2 separate regions of the Homo sapiens genome follow, and region 2 is linked to region 1. A link is a contact called in ENCODE Hi-C data. All regions are on one chromosome and are shown on one strand. The core of a region is the stretch at or near the end of the contact, and the rest is flanking DNA. Distances in the headings are between cores, read along the strand shown.

Region 1 (5,330 bases), core at 2,110-4,609:
TGAGCATGTCTCACAGAACACATGGAAACTGATTACCTTGGAGTACACCGACCTTGTCTCTCCTCGCCTTAGGCTAGTCTGGTTCTGTCATGTGACGCTACACTATTGGCTTTTCAGGAGTTGTGATGATGTTGTTTTTATTTTTCTGGCTCCTGCCTATGGTGACACTGCAGAGAAAAACCTGTGCTTTCACACTCACCTCTGGTCCCACAGTCTCCAACACTAGACACGTTTATAAAAAGGTCTCTTGGAGGGGGCACATTTCTGACCACTGAGGAAAATATTTATTATTTAATTAACAAGATAGGAAAGTTGAACTTCAGGATTTGGATAAATCAAAACTGATTTTGGTCCAGTGGTTTGGCCACACCCCAGGAAATTTATCCATGGGTCTAACTAGGATACTTTTGGGGAACTATCCTGACTCTCTAGTCATCTTCTATTTATAGTTATCCTTTGAGTTGGCCATGTTCTGGTCTGGATACTCTTAGCCTGAACTACAGTTTATTTCCCTCACAGGTGGGTGTGGAGATGAACAAGTACACTTTTAAACTGCAAGTTTTGAAGTAGAGTTTGAAATCTATTTAGTGGACTACAACTAGCATCTTTATTTTTAATAAAATATAAATTTCAGGGTGCATTGCTTAAAGGATGGGTAAGTATTGTCTCATGACATTTTATTTGTATTTGTACATATGCATATGTGTCATGAGTTCCAGTGTGAAATATATTTCTTATTTGAGGTTCAGGTTTAAAAAGTTCAAGAAATACTGATCTAGTACTTGACTTTGATCTGTAGAGGTTAAGAGCACAAATGCTGGGACCAAATGTTCAAATCTGAATCCTGGGTCCATCATTTGCTAGCTGTGTGACTTTAGCTGAATTACTTAACTTCTCTGTCATAGTTTTCACATATTTCACAAATATGATATGAGAATAGTAATAGTAGCTACCTCATTGGGCTGGTATGAGAATTGAGTATATTAACATTTTAAAGTGCTTAAAATCCTGCCTGGCACATAGTAAGTACCTTAAAAATGTTTGTGGGAAAAACAAATATGTTCCTCAAGTATTTTCTTTTACAGATTGAATCAATACAGCAAAGTTTCTTCCCTATGGATATTTATAATATGGTATATATATATATTTGAAAAAGCTGTCTGTTTTGAGTGGCATTGTATTAATACTAGAATGCCTAGGAAAGACAGCCTTGGAATCAGGTTGCTGGGTTCCAAACCACAGCTCCACTGCTTACTTGCTGTGTGACCTTTGCAGATCCTCAGTTTCTTAATCAATAAAGTGGGACTAATAGAATCTGTTTCACAAGGTTGTTGCCAGGATTAAATGAGACCATCCAGAGAAGATGCAGAGGACTCAGGCGATAATAACTATTGTCATTCTTGCTGTCGGTTATTCAGACCATGACCTTGCTTCTTATTTCCCTATGTACTGAAAAGCAACTCCTCCTCTTCTTTTATGTGCATGGCTGAAATTGTCATTTCAGTTCAGCTCTGGTGAATCAACCACGTAGGGGCTCAGATAAAGACCAGAACTCCTAAATAGGAAAGTAATTGTGAGGCCCGGGTTAAATTCGGACTGCCCCACTGTGCTCTCTCTTTAGCCTTGCTCTCACAACTTAGCTGCCACTAGACTTGACCTTTTGCCTCAGCAGGTCTTCATATCCCTGTGAATAATTCAGAAGCGTCACAATGAAAGCCTGACAACCGGAGTCCATTTTGCAGTATGGCTGTCTGAAGCAAGATAGACAAAACGTATTTCCTTCCCCTTCATCTTGAGGGGAGGAAACTGATCAGGACAAAGGTTGCTGTCCAATATGATGAAGCCCTCTGTGTGATGTATCACTTGTAAATACCATGATAGCATGAAAGGCTCATTAGCTGAAGGGGCTTTCAATTAGGGTCCTCCAGTTTTTAAGGACCTTTGGCAAGGCTGCTCTGACAAAGAGAAATCTAAGATGCTCAAGGACCTGCTACTGTTTTTCTGTAACTCTTTCCTCTTCTCCCTCACACATTTTTCCTGTATCACTTATCACAGCTTCTAAAATGGATAAGGGAGCTATATTATGCAGTATCAATCTCTCGCTTGACCATAAGCTGCTCAAGGGCAGGGGACCTGACTTATTAATCTTTGTATCCCCTGCACCTGGCACACATCTCCATCAACGTACATGGAACTGAGGCGGTTGAATTTACATCCCAGGTCACTGTGCCAGAGCTCAGAATGGGACTAGAGCTGAAGGCAAGAGAGGAATCATTTATTTCCCACTGCTGAGCTGAGTGCTGGCTTCCAAGGAAATTCCAGTCACCGGACAGGCAGCATCCTCCAGCCCCAGGGAAGGACTTAAGGGTACTCTATTGGTACCTTTAGTGAAAGTTCTTTCTCCTAGTTCTTAGAGGTAAGGAAAATGAAGCAACCTGTCCTGTATCCTGTTGGTTTACAACCCAGGGCTAGGAGAATGTACATTGGAAAGTGAATCCTTTTCATCCTCTGCTTAGCTGATCATACCGAGACAGACAATTTGAGTAGGACTACAGAGCTTGGTCCTAATTAAATACAAGGACATACTTTTTTATCTTCCTCCCTATCAAAAGGTTCAAGTCTCAGACTTAACTTTTTAGTTTACAAACAGAAATAAAGACAGGAAATAGTCTTTTAAAAACGCTCCGTGTATCCAAGCCAGGCACTTTGCTGATGCATTATATATATTTGCTCTAAGCCTGCCAAGACCAGTAGTAATGTAGCCATTTACAGTTGAGGAAACTGAGGCCCAAAGAGCTTAAACGGAAAAGCAGAGATTAGAGGTCACTCCCCTTTGGGTCCGCTCACTATACCACGAAGTTTCTGTCCTTTTCCTCCAACACGCTGGTGAGTCCGTGTGCGTGGGTGACTGTGTGTGTGTGGTTCCTTTTTTCCCTATAGAGCCCTCCTTCTTGTCCGTTTTCTTGATTCCACTTTTTGGAGACAAAGTCCAGTTCTTCTCCAAGGTCTCACCATCCGCTCGCCGTCTCCCTCTGACGTCCCAAGGACGGTCAGCCACTCCCCCGCTAAGTTCGGAGTCTCAGCCCTTGGCTCCGATTCTGGGCTCCGCCCCCACCCTCCGGGGACCCCCGCCTGGTCCCTGTCCCCTGCGCCCAGGCGCTCCAGCGGGACCACGGCCCGCGCCCGGGCCCCGCCTCCCCTACCTGAGGCCCTCATGGCCGGAGGCGTCGCAGCCTCCGCCCACCAGCGCGCCTGCCCTGCCATTGGCTCTGCGGGCTGCCCGTCTCCTTGCTCCGTCCCGGAGGCAGGTTTTGCAAGGAGAAGCCGCAGTACCCGCGGCTCGGGTGCAGCGCGGGAGCACAGTGGAGCGCAGATCGCGGACCCGAGCGGGCATGTCCCCGCGCGCGGGAGCCTCCGTTTGCGGCCGGGCCCGGGCGGCTGTGAACTTAGCAGCGGGCTCCTGCGGCCCCGTCACTGCCATGTAGTCGCTGGCGGGGCTCCCTGCAGCCCGGGAGCGGCAGTGCCAGTGAGCCTGAGCCCAGGAGCCCGCGTCTTCCCCGGGAGGCGCTGAGTGCGCGCCGCGCCCCCGCCGCTCGGGAGGCACTTTGGGCCAGACAGGGAAATGGGGGAGAAAGTTTCGGAGGCGCCAGAGCCGGTGCCCCGCGGCTGCAGTGGCCACGGCAGCCGGACTCCAGCCTCTGCGCTGGTCGCCGCGTCCTCTCCGGGTGCTTCCTCGGCCGAGTCCTCCTCGGGCTCAGAAACTCTGTCGGAGGAAGGGGAGCCCGGCGGCTTCTCCAGAGAGCATCAGCCGCCGCCGCCGCCGCCGTTGGGAGGCACCCTGGGCGCCCGGGCGCCCGCCGCGTGGGCTCCGGCAAGCGTGCTGCTGGAGCGCGGAGTCCTTGCGCTGCCGCCGCCGCTTCCCGGAGGAGCTGTGCCGCCCGCGCCCCGGGGCAGCAGCGCGTCCCAGGAGGAGCAGGACGAGGAGGTGGGCCTTTCCCCAGCTTGCCCACTCTGGGTTCCGGCAGCCGGGCGACCGTAGTTTCCCATCCTGCGCACAGGCAGTGGGCAGGAGAGCGCTGTGGCCTGGAGATAGGGAGGGACCCCAAGCGCTCTGCCCCGAGCACGGGACAACGATAGTTAGGAGCCCCCCTGTGGGTTATTGACTTCCCTGTGGCTGTTACCCCCGTGTGTGTGTCTCAGTGTGCTGCCTGATGGTGTGTTTTTAAAATGTCAGAGAAGCAAACTCCTTCGTGTTTGTATCTGACTTGGTTGATCTGTGAAAGGATGCGATCTGGACATCTGGCGTGTCCCCACAACTCACCTCTGATTCTCCAAAGTGGGCGTTGTTTCCCACCGAAGCGCTTGGGCCGAGGGGCAGGGAGTTGAGGGGGAGAAATGGTGCCTTGGGGGTAAGAGGCAGGAGTAGGGTGGGGGGCAGCGGTAGCCGCGGAGTTGCCTGCGGAGGTTTCAGTGGCGCCAGCCCCCTGGGATCGCCCGCGGGTGGTTTTGGCGCGTCCCCGCAGCGTCGGTCCTCTGGGAGAAGAGGACTCCCCGCGCTCCCTCGGTGGCGCTGGCGTGCGCGCCTGCAGCTCCCGTTCAGACTTGTTTCCAGCTTGTCCAGATGAACGCTTGTCACCAAACCGAGTACAGATCGTCTTACCTTTTGCGGGGCGGAGCGGGGTGGGGGATCTGTATCTGCCCAGTTTCCTGGAAGGATGTTCCTCCAGAACTTGTGGGTCGCTTCCTGACACACTGAGCATAGGACTCTGGTGTCCTTCTGGCTGCTCTGTCCGGCTTATTTTCTGCTTTTGGAGGACAGTTAAAGAAGTGTACAATTCTTCACGTCTCAGAGCCAGACTCAGTTTAAAAAAAAAAAAGATTGTTTGCTTTGGACGTTTCTTGTGGGGAAGTCATCTTGATCAGGCAGGGCCACAAATAAAACATCACCTTAACATAGACTTATTGTGAAATTAATTCCTGAGTGCCAGTGTTGTATTTTCCTCATCTTGGATGGGGTTAGCTTTAGTAAATAATTGCCTTTGTCCCTTAGAGTAAGCAATCAGAGGCCCCCAGCCTGGAAGCAAAAACTGGATGTGGCACAAGGTTGAGAGGAGGCGAGTCCTAGCTTGGCAGAGATGGAACAAGCCTTAGCTGCTTAGCTGGTTCTTGGCCAAGCCACTTGCAGTAACCATGACCCATTCCCTAATTCCCCTAAGCCCCCATTGCAAGGATCCTGGATAAGGGTCTGGAGGCCTGCTTTCTAGAACTGCCTCTGCTACTGAGTGGTGAGACCTTGGGTATATCATTTCACTCCTCTGAGGTTCAGTTCC
Region 2 (5,330 bases), core at 736-3,235, 420 kb before region 1:
AGGAGTCGTTCGCATTCACGGTGAGTTTTAGAGAAATTAACAATAATTTTTTTTTCCTCAGAGTTCTGTTAGTGCTAAGGGATAATATTTTAATTGGCTTCATTTGTTAAAAATCTGTTGTGGTTTAGGTTTTTAATGAGAGAAATTAAACCTTTTTTATTGTTTTAGTAATCTAGGATTAATATTGATTGCCAGTGATCTGAATCTGATGTCAGTGTGACTCATGAGGTTTCCAAACTACTCAGTTCAGCTTGCGTAGTATGAATAGCTTTGTTTAGCAGCTTCTTGTACACCTGAGCTATATAAAAATGTATATGTAAATGTCTGTAGGTACTATAAATTGTCTTGTGTTGGTAATTGTTGAAGAGAGAGAGGTCTTTTTGGAGGAGGTAGAACTATTTTAGTTATGAATTTATTTATTTTTGTTTTTAAAGGGACAAGAGAAAAGACACTCGAGAAAAGATCAAGGAAAAGGAAAGAGTGAAAGAGAAAGACAGGGAAAAGGAGAGAGAGAGGGAAAAGGAACGTGAAAAAGAAAAGGAACGGGGTAAAAACAAAGACCGGGACAAGGAACGGGAAAAGGACCGGGAAAAAGACAAGGAAAAGGACAGAGAGAGAGAACGGGAAAAAGAGCATGAGAAGGATCGAGACAAAGAGAAGGAAAAGGAACAGGACAAAGAAAAGGAACGAGAAAAAGACAGATCCAAAGAGATAGATGAAAAAAGAAAGAAGGATAAAAAATCCAGAACACCACCCAGGAGTTACAATGCATCGCGAAGATCTCGTAGTTCCAGCAGGTTTGATAATGCTTAAAATTTTTACAAAGGGATTTGCTGATGACAATTGGAAACAAAATTTTTTACGGAGGGAGAAAAGGTTACTGTACGCAAGTGGAACCTGTAAAGTAATATAAGAACATTTTCTCCTAATTTCAGAGTAAACATTTCTCTAGCAGAGTGGGGAAAGAGATGATACTGGGCAACATTATTTGAAGAGTTTTAGCTATTCTTTGTAACCACTATTTTAATAGAATAATAATAATTGTTATTTTCTTAGAGGGTGGGATGGCAGGGAAAGGTACTTTTTTTAAAAAGCACATTAAGAATTTGCGTCTTAGGCTTTTTCCTGAACTTTTTTTGAATGGTGTGATTAATTTTAATATGTAAAATGATTGCTGAAGTTGCAGTGTTAGCCCTCTTTGTCACCTAAGTTAATTTTTATCCTTATTTTGTTAAGTGCATAACATTTAAATTTTGGTCGTGTTTTATTTTGTCAGTTTTAAGGGTTAGAGTTTTTCCTTAGGACCGTGATTTCAGTTTATTAATAGCTTTACTACCACCAGGTGGCAGCAAGTTGCCATAGTAACAGCTGTACAATGAGAACAACTTTTGAGATTTAAGATTATCTAAACCCACATCCTTTACTTCAGATGATACCATGACTGTAAATGGAAGTTCCTAACTTATACTACACTATCTTAAAAATACTAAATATATATATTAGCAAATTTTTGAAGATTTTTAAAGATGGTTTTTTAATAGAAAATAATTTGAGATAAAGGAATATATGTTTCCCATTTTTAAAACTTGTGCTTTAGTAGTTTATTTTTAATACCAGCCTTTGACTAGATAATAAAAGATAATCGTAGACATTTATTGTGCACTTTACTGTATGCCAGACATGATGTCAGTAGACTTTTTCATGTCTCACCTTATTTAATCCTCACAACAGGCCTGGGAGAAGATTATTATCATCACTGTTTTAAAACATGAGGAAGCTGACGCTCTGTATGAGAAGTATAGTAGCCCTTTTCCTTTATTTTAGAGATTAAGTTTGAGAATTCTCTAGTACTTGTACTTACTTTTAAAAACTACCTCAGAAGCATAAAGTTGAAAGCAGTAGTATATGTTAAAACAAGGCTCAAAATAAACAGATCACTGCTGGATTTCAGCACATTGAACCACAGATTGAAGAATTAATGTAACCTCCTTTGCTGTGGGTACTGGTTTGAGCCTTGTAACCACACCTTTACTGCAAAGTGATTTTATTGATTCTGTGTCACACATGCCTTTGTGTTTCTGTGATTGTTTAGACATTACCTTTCACAGCACCAAATACTATTTTCATTCCTTTTTAATAACGAATTTACTTTTTTTGATGACATGGGAATGTTTAACTTTTTCTCGGGCCATTTTAAGTTGTTTGGTGTAGAGGAAAGTTCAAGTGTTCACATTCATTCCTAAATATATATGTATATATTTTTTGAAACAGAGTCTTGCTCATCGCCCAGGCTGGAGTGCAGTGTCATGATCTTGACCCACTGCAACCTCCCCCTCCTCGGTTCACGTGATTCTTGTACCTCAGCCTCCCGAGTAGCTGGGATTACAGGTGTGCACCACCATGCCTGGCTAATTTTTGTATTTTTAGTAGAGATGGAGTTTCACCATATTGGCCAGGTTGATCTTGAACTCCTGGCCTCAAGTGATCTGCCCTCCTTGGCCTCCCAAAGTGCTGGGATTACAGGCATCAGTCACTGCACCTGGCTCAAATACATTCTTCAGTAACAACTGGGGCCTTGAGAATAAAAGATGACTGACATTAGTTTATAAAGGCAGCAGTTTGGAATGTTTCATGCTTTCAGAAGAGCTTGGTAAAGAGTTACAATTTCTTTGAATTTTTTTTTTTTTTTTTTTTTTTTTAGACAGAGTGTCACTTTGTCACCCAGGCTAGAATGCAGTGGCACAATATCTGCTCACTGCAACCTCTGCCTCCTGGGTTCAGCGATTCTCCTGCCTTAGCTTCCTGAGTAGCTGGAATTACAGGCGTGTGCCACCACACTCAACTGATTTTTGTATTTTATTTAATAGAGATGGGGTTTCACCATGTTGGCCAGGCTGGTCTCAAACTCCTGACCTCAGGTGATCCACCCGCCTCAGCCTCCCAAAGTGCTGGAATTACAGACGTGAGCCGCCACCGCCCCCAGCCAAGAGTTACAATTTCTTGTCTTTTAGCATTTTTCTGCTTTTCAAATGTTCTGATTTGTTTACTAAATGGAGAATATTTTAACTGTTCAAAAAATAGTTAATATTTTTATTTCTAACATTGTCTCCTAATTTATACTTTTAAAGAAAATGATATTAAATAATTTTTTAATGCTTAAATTTACTGTCATTAAAGGTGATACCAAGAAAGGGAAGGAAAAAACAATATTTATTGAGCACCTACTCTGTGTCACACTCTATGCTTTGCACATTACAGATTTTATCCTAAATCCTCAACAACCTAATAAAACTTGAATTATTAATTGTCTTTATTTTTCAGTTGAAAAACAGATTAGGTTAAGTAATATGATCCTGGTTGTATAGCTGGGTAAGGTGTATAACTCAAATTTAAGTCTAAATCTCACCAACTTTAGTTGTTAATACAATTTCTTTCTCAAGTAATTGTCTAGATTGCTGTCTATGGAGACTTTCCTCTCATTATCGTCAGCTAGTAGGTATTAGACATCCACTTGTACATAGTGCTTTCTGAACAAATAAGTAAAAGAATTACACTGATAAAGGCAGAGCGATTTTGTGTAATCTTAAAGTCTGGAATACGCTGACATTCACATGCTTTGAAAAAAGTATTTTTGGTTCTTAGGCTGAGCTGTTAAGAGAATGTCATTGATGTAATCAAATAATGTATCTAATTTCCACATTAGAAGTGTAATTGTGGAGTGTCTTGGGAATAAAAGTGGGTAATGGAGGAGAGAGTCTTAGGTAGAGGTAGAATTGAGTTGTGTTCTCAGAGTTCTTGAGCTTTGTATTTTAATACATATTATATATACCGTGTGAGCATTTTTTATTTTAGAAATGAAAAACTTAAATTATTTTATTAGTCTCTTAGAATCAGTTTCCTGAAATGGTAAGGATAACATGAATTCCAGAGGATTTGGTTTTTTAGCTATGTGGTCACTGATTATCAGAACTTGTGAGATAGATCATTGGGTATGTCCTCGTACCATATCCCTTAAATTATAGACCTAGTGAAGTTCATTGTTTCTGAGTTGAAGTAGTTTAGAATATGTATCATTTGCTAATCTGATAAGCAAAATGGTTTTTAATAATAATAACGTAATCTATTTTATAATTATTCCTGTCATATTTACTTTTCAGATTGTAACTGTTTTGCTTACATCTAAGCAACTTGTACACTAAATTTTAAATTAATAGAACAACAGTAATGAAATGATAGGAGGTTGGAGGGAAAAGCAATTTCTCTCTAAAATGATAGTAATGTAAATGCTTTTTAAGTAGACATTGTTGATAATTGGGTATAGAAAGTTCACATTTTACAAGCCAGTTTATGTTTCAGTTTTTGAAAAGGGCCTGTTACTTTGTTATAATCCACAGTGGGGCAGCAAGGAGCTAGATACATGACAAAGGATTTGATAAGCAAAACTTGTTTTAGCTGCTGAGAAAATACACTTGAGAGAAGCAGAAACGCCACGCCATTAATATTTTTTCTACTGAAGAAATTGTTCAAATAAACGAGGTGAAAAGGAGGAGGTCTTCTACTCTTCCTAATATGAAGTCTTAGATGATGTTTTCATCAGTCTGTAAAATTTATGGTTCATAATTTGACCCACTCTAAAGTTAGGTAATTGAACATGCTCATAAAGGACATAAGTTTAAACTGGCCTCTAAAGAATACTGTTCATATGAGAATATCAAGGACCCTTTTGCTTTTGTATATTTGAATTGCCGTTTATTTCAATTGCTGTTTTTAAAAATGATGTGTTTTTGATTTTCAGGGAAAGGCGTAGGAGGAGGAGCAGGAGTTCTTCCAGATCGCCAAGAACATCAAAAACCATAAAAAGGAAATCTTCTAGATCTCCGTCCCCCAGGAGGTAGGTTGGGAGCTTGTGCTAAAACTAAACAGGAGAAAGCAATAAATATTTTTTGAAATTTTAAATTTCTCTCTTTATTTTTTAAACTTTATATTTTGAATGAATAATACATATGCATTATTCAGAAATTAAAGATAAAAGTTATGTATCAGGAAGTCTTAATTTCCACTCTTGCCCATCTACACTGTTCCCAGAAGTAATGACTTCGTGAGGTTTTTTTGTATATGCTTCCAGTTTCATATACAGATAACAAGATGAGAATGTATCATTTTTTTCTAATACAAGAAGCAACACAGAATACACACTGTTGTGCCCTTGGTTTTGTCATTTAACTACCAGGAAGTCTTTTTGTCACTTAACTTACCAGGTCAGAGAGAGCTTCTTCAATTCCTTTTTATAATTGCGTAGGCTTCCGTTGTATGGCCATACCTTAGTTTTT

What was found. A loop is a pair of places that touch in the nucleus more often than their neighbours do. Pooled maps may share reads with other maps.
Region 2: a map of sigmoid colon shows a loop between it and region 1 (7-fold over the local background). The contact joins the enhancer-like site here to the promoter of MAST4 in region 1. A Hi-C loop is called at or near these places in 1 of 168 maps with a recorded cell type or tissue (sigmoid colon) and 8 of 50 pooled maps.

Annotation. Positions count from the first base shown.
Region 1 is chr5:66,593,034-66,598,363 of GRCh38, forward strand. MAST4 (microtubule associated serine/threonine kinase family member 4) reads left to right here and starts at 3,360. Exons shown (of 29, transcript NM_001164664.2): 1 at 3,360-3,985. The coding sequence starts at 3,623. RefSeq lists silencers at 2,996-3,195, 3,806-3,945, 3,956-4,105.
Region 2 is chr5:66,170,151-66,175,480 of GRCh38, forward strand. SREK1 (splicing regulatory glutamic acid and lysine rich protein 1) reads left to right here. Exons shown (of 12, transcript NM_001077199.3): 8 at 1-20; 9 at 435-797; 10 at 4,796-4,891. Among named protein-coding and RNA genes, the nearest start is that of SREK1, 29 kb to the left of the region's middle. Within about 2 kb of position 1,986, at least 4 of the 41 ENCODE cell types and tissues checked have a DNase peak (open chromatin) inside an H3K27ac peak, as active enhancers do.